2 separate regions of the Homo sapiens genome follow, and region 1 is linked to region 2. The links are chromatin contacts, found by Hi-C or POLR2A ChIA-PET in ENCODE. All regions are on one chromosome and are shown on one strand. Each heading gives the region's core, a stretch centred on a gene start or an enhancer-like site at or near the end of the contact. The rest is flanking DNA. Distances are from core to core; before and after follow the strand shown. Region 1 overlaps SPAG9 (sperm associated antigen 9). Region 2 holds the start of ANKRD40CL (ANKRD40 C-terminal like).

Region 1 (6,725 bases), core at 294-2,793, 330 kb after region 2:
ATGTATAGACTCTCTTGTTTAGATACTGATTGAAAACAACCAACTACAAAACTACATTTAAGAGACAATTAGGGAAATATGAACACTTATTAAGTATTAAATATTATTAAAGAGTAATTGTTTATAAGTTTTAGATGTGTTAATGGTGTTGTGGTTATATTTGTTAAACAGCCCTATCTCCTAAAGATACAATGATATAGTCTTTGGTCTGCCTTAATATTATGGTGAAAAATTGGTTTGGCCAGGCACAGTGGCTCACGCCTGTAATCTCAGTGCTTTGGGAGGCAAAGGTGGGAAGATCACTTGAGGCCGAGAGTTTGAGAACAGCCTGGGGAACATAGAGAGACCCTTGTCTCTACAAAAAAAAAAAAAAAAGAAAAAAAGAAAAAGAAAAATTTAGCTGGACGTGGTGGCAGACACCTGTAGTTCTAGCTACTCAGGAAGCTAAACTGGGAGGATTGCTTTAGCCCAGGAGTTCTAAGCTGCAGTGAGCTATGATCACACCACTGCACGCCTGCCTGGGCTACAGAGCAAGCAAATGTCTCTTAAAAAATTTTTTTTTCTAAAGAAAAAATATTGGCATTTTGTTGGTAACTGCTGAAGTTGAATGATGGGTATATGGGAGTTCAAATATATTCTACTATTCTCGGTAATCATCAATGTTTAGATATTTCTGTAAAAAAAAAAAAAAAAAAAAGTTGGCCAGGCATAGTGGCTCATGCTTGTAATCCCAGCACTTTGGGAGGCTGAGGTGGACAGATTGCTTGAGCTCAGGAGTTCGAGACAAGCCTAGGCAAAATAGCAAAACCCTCTTTTTAAAAAAAACAAAAAAATGAAAATAAATTATTGGAATAAAAGTATCAGTGGTGTTTAATATGAAAAAAGTTTGTCCTGCCATTAAAAAGCAAATATGCAGAAAGGGGCATGTACAAAGACATTCATTGAAGGGCTATTTGTAACAGTTCACAACTGGAAGATAACTTAAATGTCTATCAACAGACAGTGGATAAGAAAATTATAATAGATCTGGCCAGGCATGGTGGCTCACGCCTGTAATCCCTGCACTTTGGGAGGCTGAGGCGGGTGGATCACAAAGTCAGGAGATCGAGACCGTCCTGGCTAACATGGTGAAACCCCGTCTCTACTAAAAAAATCAGCCAGGCGTGGTGGCGGGTGCCTCTAGTCCCTGCTACTCGGGAGGCTGAGGCAGGAGAATGGCGTGAACCCAGGAGATGGAGCTCACAGTGAGCCGAGATTGCGCCACTGCACTCCAGCCTGGGCGACAGAGCAAGACTCCGTCTCAAAAAAAAAAAAAAAAAAAAAGAAAATTATAACAGATCCATACTATGGAAAGTATGTAATAGAAAACTGGTGTGGTGTGTGAGGGTGGGACTGAAAACAGGAGGGTTGAGTGGAAGTCTAAAATCACTAGTTAGTAATATCCCTAGTAGGTAGACAGTCCCACACCAGACTGGCCAGGTGGCCTTCCTTGCTCACCCACACAGGAAATAAGAGGTTTGTTTTCTCAATAAACTCAACCAGAAATTTTAGACTAGGAACACTCTAGGCACAGCCAGGCAGGTGCCAAATGACAAGTGGAATTACATGAAGGTCTAAAGTCTACGTACTAAACAGTAATAGGGCCTCCTTCCTGCCTTCATCCAGGTTGCAATAATGTAAATATCTAGGCTTACCTACCACTCCACCAGCCACACCTCAAAGAGACTATCCTTCTCTGGAAAAACTCAAGTGTCTCTACGAAAGGACCATGGGATATTGAAATCTGGGTTGCCAAGAGGCAGTAAACTGTATCCAGGCACACAAAGCTTCCAACCCTCCTTTTTTAGTGTCTCACTTTTAAAACATGAAGGATAATTAAGAATTATAAGGCACTTTAAGTTCTAGCCTGAAAGAGAGAAACCAAAACTATAAGAAATAAAAATGGGACTCTGACAAAACAGACAAAGCAGGGAACAAATGAAAACTATAATTAATATACTCAGAGACCAAAGAAAAGTCATTGCTCCCATGGAACCAGAATAGTATGCTATTTTTAAAAGTAGTGAGGAGGGAAACAAAACAGGAAAGAGCACTTGGAAATTATTAAAGTATGAATTGACGAATCCAGCACTTTTTGTCTTTCTTATATACAAACTATACCTTAGGGTAACCAAACAGTTGATGAGGGGAAGTTTCCTTTACAAGAAAATTTAGCTGATAAATGTTGAAGGAATAACTGGATTGAAATAGCACCATTTCCCAACCCCTAATGATATAATAAGGAATATCCAGTTTTCCAGGTTGTCTCATATATGTTTTTACACTCAAGATCCAAACAAGGTTCATACATTACATTTGGATAATATATCTCTTAAGTCTCTTTTAAACTCTGGATTCCCCAAGTAATGATCCTTTTCACCTAAGTGATGATCCTATAATGGAATACTATAAAACCATTAAAAATATATAGCTATGTACTTCCAGACATAGTTTGTGCCAGTTATCAGTGAATGAAACTGAATAGGCAATTCACAGAGAAGTAGAATCACCAGTAAATGTAAAACATGCTCAAGCACACTACTGATCTGACAAAAGCAAATTAAAATAAGAAGTGGTGGCCAGGCTGGGCGCGGTGGCTGACGCCTGTAATCCCAGCACTTCGGGAGGCCGAGGTGCATGGATCACGAGGTCAGGAGATCGAGACCATCCTGGCTAACACTGTGAAACCCCGTCTCTACTAAAAATACAAAAAAAATTAGCCGGGCGTGGTGGCGGGCACCTGTAGTCCCAGCTACCGGGAGGCTGAGGCAGGAGAATGGCAGGAACCCAGGAGATGGAGCTTGCAATGAGCCGAGAACTCGCCACTGCACTCCAGCCTGGGGGACAGAGTGAGACTCCATCTTTAAAAAAAAAAAAAAAAAAAAAAAAAAGTGGCAGCCAGGCACGGTGGCTCACGCCTGTAATCCCAGCACTTTGGGAGACTGAAGGGGCAGATCATGAGGTCAGGAGTTCAAGACCAGCCTGACCAACATGGTGAAACCCCGTCTCACTTGATCTTAGCCAAAGGCTGAGAAATGATGAAACCCCTTCTCTACTGAAAATACAAAAATGAGCCAGGCATGGTGGTGCGCACCTGTAGTTCCAGCTACTCGGGAGGCTGAGGCAGAAGAATCACTTGAACCTGGGAGGTGGAGGCTGCAGTGAGCCGAGATCATGCCACTGCACTCCAGCCTGGGCGACAGAGTGAGAATCCATCTCCAAAAAAAGAAAAAAATGTGTATATATATATATAGTGATATATATATAGTGATATATATAGTGATATATACATATAGTGATATATACATATAGTGATATATATATAGTGATATACATATAGTGATATATATAGTGATATACGTATAGTGATATATAGTGAGATATATATAGGGAGAGATATAGAGATATATAGTGATATATATAGTGATATATATATAGTGATGTGATATATATAGTGATATATACAGTGATATATATAGTGATATATATATAGTGATATATATAGTGATATAGTTATATATATAGTGATATATATATATAGTGATATATATATATATAGTGATATATATATAGTGATATATATATATAGTGATATATATATATAGTGATATATATATATAGTGATATATATATATATATAAAGTGGTTTCACACCTGTAATCCCAGAACTTTGGGAGGCTGAGGTGGGTGGATCATTTGAGGTTAGGAGTTCGAGACCGGCCTTGTCAACATGGTAAAACCCTGACTCTACTAAAAACACAAAAATCAGCCAGACATGGAGGAGGCATGCACTTGTAGTCCCAGCTACTTGGGAGGCTGAGGCAGCAGAATTGCTTGAACCCAGGAGGCGGAGGTTGCAGTGAGCCAAGACTGCTCCACTGCACTCCAGCCTGGGTGACAGAGTGAGACTCTGTCTCAAAAAAAAACAAAAAAAAGAAAGAAAGAAAGAAGTGGTTTCAACCACATCAGACAGGCAACAGAAACCAAAAAGTCTGATAGTGCAGGAAGTGTTGGCAAAGATACAAGAAAATAAGAAGTCTTTTATACTACTGATAGGAATATAAATCACTGCACTCCTTTGACAAGCAATGTTACCTTATCTAGTTAATTTTACAAATACATATCCTAAAACCTGGCATCCTATTTCTAAAATATATACTTTGAGAAGATCTTACATATGCACCGAATGTTACTACAACAACATTTGTAATATATAATGTGGTAATGAAGAATGGATAGTGGTATATTCATGTCATCGATGGAATACACAGCAGTTAAAAGGAAAGAATTAGATGCATATGTATATCAACATGGACAGATCAACAGGTAAAAAAAAATAAAATGCAAGATTATATAAGAATGTAACAGTGTGATATCGTGAAATACGTATTTGGTCTCTGACCCAGTTTCCTAACATATAATTCCTAAAATATAATTCCTAAAATCCTTAGAATCTCCAGAGAGATGTCTTTTTGTATGTTAATGGGTAGATTCATGGCTGGCAGCCCCTACATAGCTTAAGGATGGGAGCTGGTCATTGGAAAGACCAAAAGCATAATTAGAGGGTTAGGACTTTCAGCCCACCCCACACAACCTCCCAGGAGGGGAAAGGGGCTGAAGGTGAAGTTGATCACCAATGACCAATGGTTTCATACCTACGTAGTGACGCCTCCATAAAAACTCAAAAGAACAAGGTTGAGAGATCTTCCAGATAGCTGAACACATGGAGGTTCCTGCAGGGTGACATGTACAGGGAGGGCATGGAAGCTCTGCACCACTACCCCCATACCCTGCTTTACGCATCTTTTCATCTACATCCTTTGTAACAGTAAACATAACTGTTTCCCCAGGTTCTGCAAACCATTCAGCAAGTCAACTGAACCTGAGGAGGGGGTTGTGGGAACCCCAGTTTATAGCCAGTTGAGACTGTACTGGACACAGAGGATTCATCAAAAATAAAAGACAGTAGCTGGGCAAGGTGGCACATGACTGTAATCCCAGTGATTCGGAGGCTGAGGCAGGAAGACAGCTTGCACCCAGGAATTCAAGATCAGCCTGGGCAACACAGCAAGACCTTCATCTCATAAAGAAAAAAAATTATGGTATCTACATTATATACACACACACACATATACATATATATGTACATATATATACATGGCAGGTTGGTCAGAAGCACAGGTAAAATAACCTGAGGCTTGAGATTGGCATAAGTGTTGTCGGTAGTCTTGGGGACTGAGACCTCAAACTGTGGGATGTGACACTATCTCAAGTAGACAGTGTCAGTATTAAGTTAGATGACACCTAGCTGGTGCCTGATGCAGAACTGATTGCTTGCTGGTAGGGAAAAACACTCCCATATTTTTTTATTTGTTTGCTTTTTAAGATAGGGTCTCACTCTGTTGCCTGGGTTGGAGTGCAGGTGACACGATCCCAGCTCACTGCAACCTTGACCTTCAGGGCTCACTGCAACCTCGACCTTCAGGGCTCAAGCAATCCTCCTGCCTCAGCCTTCCAAGTAGTTGGGACTACAGGCACATGCCACCATGCTCAGCTAATTTTTGTATTTTTCTGTAGAGACAGGGTTTCATCATGTTGCTCAGGCTGGTTTCAAACTCCTGGGCTCAAGCAATCCACCTGCCTCAGCCTCCCAAAGCACTGGGATTATAGGCATGAGCCACTGCACCTGCCCTACCCCACATATTTGGTCACAGAAGTCTTCTGTGTTATGTGTGTTTTTTTTTTCAGGTCTGAGAATGTGCCAGTGTTGTAACAAGGTTCAAGGGTGGCATATCTCACACACCTGCATGAACACCCAATCACCATGCTCATGAACTACAAATACAGCGGGCTGATTGTTTTTGGTGTGAGAGCAGAAGACAGACAGTTCGTGGTTTTTTTTTTCCACTCTTAAGCAATGGTTTCTGAATTAGAGGGAAGGGTGAGACAGTTATAATCACAAACACCCTGAGTGATTTTTTTTTCCAAACACACAGGCCCTGCCTAGCAGCACTTCTTCCAACCAGTCTCACAAGCCTGTGGGGGTAAATGGGTTTTTACTTATTTATTTATTTATTTGAGACGGAGTTTCGCTCTTGTTGCCCAGGTTGGAGTGCAGTGGTGTGATCTCGGCTCACTGCAACGTCTGCCTCCAGGGTTCAACCGATTCTCCTAACTCAGCCTCCCCAGTAGCTGAGATTACAGGCATCTGCCACCACGCCAGACTAATTTTCTGTATTTTTAGTAGAGACGGGGTTTCTCTGTGTTGTCAGGCTGGTCTGAACTTCTGACCTCAGGTGATCCGCCCCCCTCGGCCTCCCAAAGTGCTGGGACTATAGGCATGAGCCACTGTGCCCAGCCGGATGGGTTTAAAGAATTGGTTACTTTGGGCCGGGCACAGTGGCTCACGCCAGTAATCCCAGCAATTTGGGAGGCCAAGGCGGGCGGATCACAAGGTCAGGAGATCAAGACCATCCTGGCCAATATGCTGAAACCCGGTCTCTACTAAAAATACAAAAATTAGCCGAGTGTGGCGGCGCTTGCCTGTGGTCCCATCTACTGGGGAGGCTGAGGCAGAAGAACTGCTTGAACCCAGGAGGCAGAGGCTGCAGTGAGCTGAGATAGTGCCACTGCACTCCAGGCTGGGTGACAGAGCGAGACTCCGTCTCAAAAAAAAAAAAAAAAAA
Region 2 (7,174 bases), core at 860-3,359:
CAGACTTGCATTCTGGAAAAGAGAAAAGCCTCACTGTCCCCAAAAGAATCCTGTGGGGTATGCACATTATTATTTTCATTTTCAGACAGGAAAATTGAGGCTGAAAGGGGAAGTAGTTTGTTCAGGTTGGTAAATGGCCAGATATGGATGTGACCAGGGCCAACTACATAATTTGCAAAGCCGAGTGCAAAAGGAAAATGAAGAGGAAGCCAATTTCCCCTTCTCACAGCCGCTGCTCTAACCCAGGGCAAATGGGTGACGCCCAGGGTATTGCGACCTCCCCACTTGAACGCACCAACTAGCTGGATGGGGGTGGGTGAGAGTGTCCAGGGCTGCCTGCCACTCCTCAACTTCTGATCCTTGTTTTGCCTGGGCAAAGGTGACAGCGGAATGAGGGACTCTGGCAGAGGGTTACAGCAGTGGTGGGGCTGGTCTGGGTGTGGAGACCATATGTATGAGCTGAGGCTCCAACTCCCAACCCTGGCACATGCTCCATTGTCCCATCGGACACCACTTACAAAACAAGTTCAGGGCTAAAATTATGACACATTTCAAGTCAACAATCACAGAATGTTGAACCCCAAGCCCAGGGCCTTTCTGAATGCAAGGCCCTGGGCAGCTGCACTGATCACAGACTTATGAAGTCAGCCCTGTTTGTGCCACCCTGCCAGATGCCTCCAAGGAGATGAGACGCTCCTGCCCAACTCAGCCCCTTCCCAGGACAGGAATAATGTCCCCTCCCCTAGTGAGCGGGGATCTGCAGTCTTCTCTTTGCCTTTCAATTCTGGGCCCTGGAGGTGGCTCAGGGCTGTGGCTCCTTCTCAGGCAGCCCCTGTAGCAGCTGGGCCCCAGCCCACCTGCCAGTACCTGACCTGATATCGATACCTGATAGAGATACCAGAACCTGACCTGAAACGAGGCCTTCCTGCCTCACTGCTAACTCACCCAACACACAGCCCGAGAACTTTCCCTGCCCTGTCCACTACGTTTGAAAGCATTTTATTCTGTGGTCAATGTGTCAGCTCTGTGAACGGCCAGAGTCTCATAGAGGTCACAAAGCATGCCCTTTGCACTCAGGCAGATTTGGGTCTGAATTCCTCTGCCACTTAGTAGCTTTGACACCTTGGGCAAGTTACATAACCTCTCTGATCTGAAAATGAGGTTAACAATCCTACCTCACCAGATTGTAAGAAGTCAATGAGAAAGTACACAGAAGGTACAACTTCCTAGCAGTTGTGAGCACCAGTAATTGCTGGCTGCTATTATTATTTATTATAGCTATAGACACTTGCTTCCTTCTGAAAGGACCTTTGGTCTAGTTGCTCTGCTCTTCACTACCCCACTGGCAGAGTGGCGGAGGCCACAGGGCACTGCTGGCCACAGCATCACCTGTGTCCCAGCCTTCCCCAGCCCCCTGTCCCATCCTCCTTGAGGACCATGTTGGGAACAGGACTCCCAGACTCACCTGCTGGCTTCTCCCCGATGTCCTGTTCCGGTTCAGCCATGAGTCACCTCTAGTCCGTCAGATGTGCAGCCCCTCTCGCATTTATGCACAAGCTCCCAACCAAATAAAAAGCACTTTCTACAGCCTCAGCACATCTGTCTGCAAGGTAACAACAGTGTGTTCTTGCCAGCCCAGTGAGATAGAGCAGGGTCATTTTTATTTTATAGATAGGGAAAAGGAGGCTGCAGCGTGTGGCATGATTTGCACAGGGTGAGGCCAGTGAAGGAAGGTACTGAAGTAAGGCTCCAGACTCTCTTCTCAGGCTGTCCCCACTGGAAGACGGTGCAGGCCGGTAGTACTCACCCGAGGGAATGGTGCCCTTCGGAGGGGAGGCCAGAGAGGCACAGCAGGCACCCAGCCAGACCCGAGAAGGGGGCCAGGCCCTCTTTCTTGGAAAAGGTTGGTAGCTTCTACACCAGGGGTAAGAAAAACCAAACACTTTGTTTCTCGGTTTGAATGGACTCCTCCTCCCCATTTCACTGTCTTTACTCCCAGCCCCTTCCTCAGCAGCTGTGCATGACAAGAAAGAAGCAGAAAGACCCCTCCATACCTGGGAAAATGACCTTGGTGATGATCCTGGATCCCCTGATTCTAGACATCAAAATGGAGGAGGCAGAGGCTGGAGCAGGAGGTTCAGTGAAGAATGGGTGGGGAGGGTCAAAGTCCCCAGTGAGGCTGCTGCCTCAAAGGCAGGCTGAAGACAGGAGGAGGTGCACAGATAGGAACCCAGATGTTCGGGTAACGCTCACATTTCATTTAACCCTCCAATGACAAAAGACGGGCAAACAGACGGGGCATCAGGGTGGGCCTCAGCATCAAAAAACTGGAGGGAGCTGGCTGGGTGCGGTGGCTCACGCCTGTAATCCTAGCACTTTGGGAGGCTGAGGCGGGTGGATTGCCGGAGCTCAGGAGTTCGAGACCAGCCTGGGCAACTCGATGAAACCCCCATCTCTACTAAAATACAAAAAATTAGCTGGGTGTGGTGTCGTGCGCCTATAATCCCAGCTACTCAGGAGGCTGAGACAGGAGAATCGCTTGAACCTGGCAGGCAGATGTTGCAGTGAGCCGAGATCACACCATTGCACTCCAGTCTTGGTGACAGAGCAAGACTCCATCTCAAAAAATAAATAAATAAATAAATAAATAAACACTAAAAAAAAACCATAAACCAAACAACAACAACAAAAAACCAAAAAAAAAAAAAAAAAGCTGGAGGGAGCTATGGAGATCGCAGCCCCCCGGCTCTCAAACATGGTGTGCATTGAAGTCACCTGGGAAGCTTTAAAAACCGTGGATGCCCAGGTCCCACCCTATAAAGTCTGATTTAGTTGGTCTGGATGCAATCAGAGCCCCAGAACTTTTGAAAGGTTCCCAGCTGATTTCAATGTGCAGCCAAGACTGTGAACCACTGATTTGGCCAAACTGCTTAAAGGAGCAAACAGGGAAAACGAGGCCTTAGTAAGTGAAATGTTTACCACTAGTCACGTGGCCAGCCAGGCACAGGCCTGGCACTGGACCTGGGTCACCTGGCTGCCAGGCCGATGCTGTCTTCCCAGCATGCTGGTGTGTCTTTCTGCAAGAACAGGGGAAGGGCAGGGTGGGGCAATGGAGAGGCGGAAGTAGCAGGGATCCCCTGGCCTGGACTCCTGAGAAAATGCACTTTGGCCAGCCTGGCTGCCAGGGTGTGGTCCGCCATAAAAAAGGCATCCTGAACCTCCTCCCCTGAGTGGGTGTGGCTACAGGTGCAGGGGAACTGTAGATGAAAAGGCTTGGCACTTGAGGGAAAGCCTCAGTTCATTCTCATTTTGCTCACCTGTTCGGTCCATTCATTCACTCACTCCCCGTTCACTGATTCACTCATTCACTCACACGTTCACTCAACAACACTCATTTTTTTCTTATTTAGGGGAACACACGTTCTTCTTTTAATTCATTTTATTTTTTGAGAAGGAGTTTCGCTCTTGCCCAGGCTGGAGTGCAATGGTGGGATCTCAGCTCACTGCAACCTCCATCTCCCAGGTTCAAGCGATTCTCCTGCCTCAGCCTCCCTATAAATAGCTGGGATTACAGCTGTGTGCCACCATGCCCAGCTAATTTTTTTTTTTTTTTTTTTTTTTTAGTAGAGACGGGGTTTTGCTATGTTGGCCAGGCTGGTCTTGAACTCCTGACCACAGGTGATCCACCTGCCTCGGCCTCCCAAAGTGCTGGGATTACAGGCGTGAGCCACCGCGTCCGGCCTTTTAGTTAATTTTAATGTTTAAAATTAAAGTATTACATGTTCTAGTTAAAAAAAATCTACTGGTACTAAAAATCAGAGCCGATTAGGAAGGAAGAAGGCAAAGTGTGTTGGGGGGACAATCAACTGCCACACAGGCCTTGGCATATGACTTGTTCCATTCATTATGCTGGGCACTTAGTGGGCCCTTTTATCCATGTATTAGTTTTGCTTGTGTGTGAGCCTGTGAGAGGTAGCTTTTAATTCTGATATAGTTTCAAACTTACAGAAAGTTGTGCCTGGAGTAGTGGCTTATGCTAAGGTGGGAGGATGGCTTGAGCCCAGGAGTGCGAGACCAGCCTGGCCAACATGGTGAAACTCCATCTCTACAAAGAATAAAAAAAAGAAAGAGCTTTACTTCTCATCCATTCATTCATTTATTATCATTGTGAACTCATGGATTCTTATTTTATTCAGTGGGTCACAATCCATCACTATCATGATCTATTTTGATGCTTTAATCATCCCAACTTTGTCCAGCATTTTATCCTGGCAGCTGTTTCCCATATCCTTTGACATATCCCCATTATTTTGTGAGCACTTTCTTTTTTTTTATTTTATTTTTTAGACGGAGTCTTGCTCTGTTGCCGAGGCTGGAGTGCAGTGGTGTGATCTCAGCTCACTGCAACCTCCGCCTCCCAGGTTCAAGCAATTCTCCTGGCTCAGCCTCCCGAGTAGCTGGGAATACAGGCACACGCCACCAGGACTGGGTAATATTTTTTGGTATTTTTAGTAGAGAGGGAGTTTCACCACATTCGTCAGGCTGGTCTCAAAATCCTGACCTCAAGTGATCCGCCCTCCTTGGCCTCCTAAAGTGTTGGGATTACAGGCGTGAGCCACCGCACCCGGACTGTGAGCACTTTCTTATTTCATGGCACATCAAGATGTTCTGGGTTCCATTGTACTTTCCCTGCCCCAGCCCTGCGATCAGGCATTTCTCCAAGGAGCCAGGTTATTTTCCATGAGGCACAGGTGTGATCATTCCCATGGAGATGTCATTGCTTCTAGGCTCTTCCCGTGTGCAGAGCTAGGAGCACACATGCATATACGCACATAAACACATAAACACATGCATCTATTTCTGTATATAGATATATGTTTTAAAATCAATCTAATTTATTTAGTTTCCTCTTTTGTGTGTGTATATATTTAAGAGAACAACTTCATATTTCTAGTCCCATTCCAACACCAAAGGGTTCTCCCTTGCTGGCTTGCTTGCCTTCCTTTCTTCCTCCGCCTTTCTCTCTTTCTTTCTATTTTAAACAACAGAAATTTATTCTCTCACAGTTGTAGAGGCCAGAAACCCAAGATCAAGATGTTGGCAGCATTGATTCCTTCTGGAGGCTCTGAGGAAGAATCTGTTTCATGCCGCTCTCCTGTTCTGGTGGTTGCCAAAATCCTTGGTGTTTCTGGCCTAGCTGTCTTCAGTTCCATATTGTAACTCTCTTCTCCAAAGGGTAAAATCTGGCTCCTAACATCTTTGATACATTTACTCCTTTGCTCAGTCCAATTCACAGAAAGTTTCAGAATTGTTCATTTGAAATATATTTAGGTTCATTGTTTCTGTTTGTATAAGAGGATTCTTCCCAGTCCTTGTTGCTTTTATTTATTTATTTATTTATTTATTTAAGACAGAGTCTTACTCTGTTGCTCAGGCTGGAGTGCAGTGACGTGATCTCAGCTCACTACAACCTCCACGTCTCGGGCTCAAGCAACTCTCATGCTTCAGCCTCCTGAGTAGGCTGCACCACCATGCCTGGCTAATTTTTGTATTTTTTGTAGAGACAGGGTTTCGCCATGTTGGTCAGGCTGGTCTCAAACTCCTGGCCTCAAGCAATCTGCCTGCCTCGGTCTCCCAAAGTGCTGGGATTGCAGACATGAGCCACTGTGCCTGTCAATTTATTATTTCTTGAATATATTAATCATTAAATGGTTCTGTAGGTAGAGTCAAAACATTGATATTTTAAAAAGTGTCGTTTTACTTTTTTATCCCTTCCATTTCATTCCCATCTATCTATCCCCTGTAGGAAACTAATCTCATTCGTTTCTGACTTACCCTTCTTATGTTTCTTTTTGCAAAATTAAATAGATACGTTTTTGGCCGGGGCACGGTGGCTCACGCCTGTAATCCCAGCACTTTGGGAGGCCAAGGTGTGTAGATCATGAGGTCAGGAGTTCGAGACCAGCCTGGCCAAGATATTGAAACCCCATATGTACTAAAAATACAAAATTAGCCAGGCGAGGGGATGGGCACCTGTAATCCCAGCTACTTGGGAGGCTGAGGCAGGAGAATCACTTGAACCCAGGAAGCGGAGGTTGTGGTGAGCTGAGATCACGCCACTGCACTCTAGCCTGGGTGACAGAGCGAGACTCCATATCAAAAAAACCAAAAACCAAAAACTTTTTTTTTTTTGAGACGCAGTCTCGCGCTGTCGCCCAGGCTGGAGTGCAGTGGCACGATCTTGGCTCACTGCAAGCTCCGCCTCCCGGGTTCACACCATTCTCCTGCCTCAGCCTCCCGAGTAGCTGGGACTACAGGCACGTGCCACTATGCCCAGTTAATTTTTGTATTTTTAGTAGAGATGGGGTTTCACCATGTTGGCAGGCTGGTCTCGATCTCCTACCTTGTGATCCACCCACCTTGGCCTCCCAAAGTGCTGGGATTACAGGGGTGAGCCACCGTGCCCGGCCATAGCAGCCTGATTTTAACCCACCACCTAATACTGCTCCTCCCTGCACTGTTTTGTGATTTTGACAAAACAACCCATTAGCATCTCCTTCTGACAGGAGACCACCAACTGTGGAGTGGTTCTGGCCATTCTGCAGAGGATGTGCAGTGAAGGTCTTCCTGTCTTCTGCGTCACCTTTTGATATCAGAGGGCTAAAAACTCCATGCTCCAATCGTGCTAATGCCACCATTTTTTGAACATGGGTCCCGTGGAGAAGCAGGAAGCACAATTACACACGGGCCTATTTCTCCATTCATAAATATTCATGACTCCTCCAATAGCTTATTGAATATGTATATCTGGCCACCTCGTTCAGCGTAAATCCCTGTGTTATTCTTCCCATCCTTGAGGTGTTGGCTTCTGGCTATGCTTCTCAGCCTGTCCCACTTGCCACCCTGTAGGCTGCAACCCCGTGTGAGAAAGAAGGCTCTCCTTTCCAAATGTATGAACGCTGTCATTCTTCAGTCGACACAGTTGAGAAGGCAGCCTCACAGAGCCCGGCACACCTGTGCTGTGGAGAAGACAGCTGAGGGCTCTCAGCACCCCCAGAAGGCCTCGAGGCTCTGTGAAACCACTGGGCCTGAGGTTGCAGTGAAGGGTGAGACTGAAATCAACACACTTTTCCTGTTTCTGTGATAAACAATACAGGGACCAGAGAAAAATAGC

What was found. A loop is a pair of places that touch in the nucleus more often than their neighbours do. ChIA-PET counts read pairs that join two places held with the same protein, here RNA polymerase II (POLR2A).
Region 1: a map with no recorded cell type shows a loop between it and region 2 (2.1-fold over the local background). The contact joins the enhancer-like site here to the promoter of ANKRD40CL in region 2. A Hi-C loop is called at or near these places in 1 of 37 single-sample maps with no recorded cell type. POLR2A ChIA-PET finds 5 or more read pairs at or near these places in 2 of 52 experiments (A549 and activated T-cell).

Annotation. Positions count from the first base shown.
Region 1 is chr17:51,092,393-51,099,117 of GRCh38, forward strand. The region is part of intron 1 of SPAG9 (sperm associated antigen 9); the gene reads right to left. It overlaps LOC124904125 (small nucleolar RNA U13), which reads right to left and starts at 5,886; the gene lies at 5,782-5,886. RefSeq lists a silencer at 1,456-1,750 and an enhancer at 6,207-6,707. Within about 2 kb of position 1,544, at least 4 of the 41 ENCODE cell types and tissues checked have a DNase peak (open chromatin) inside an H3K27ac peak, as active enhancers do.
Region 2 is chr17:50,765,409-50,772,582 of GRCh38, forward strand. It overlaps ANKRD40CL (ANKRD40 C-terminal like), which reads right to left and starts at 2,110. Exons shown (of 4, transcript NM_001358683.3): 1 at 2,055-2,110; 2 at 1,466-1,603. The coding sequence starts at 1,505. It overlaps MIR8059 (microRNA 8059), which reads left to right and starts at 3,242; the gene lies at 3,242-3,322. RefSeq lists a silencer at 230-279 and an enhancer at 580-669.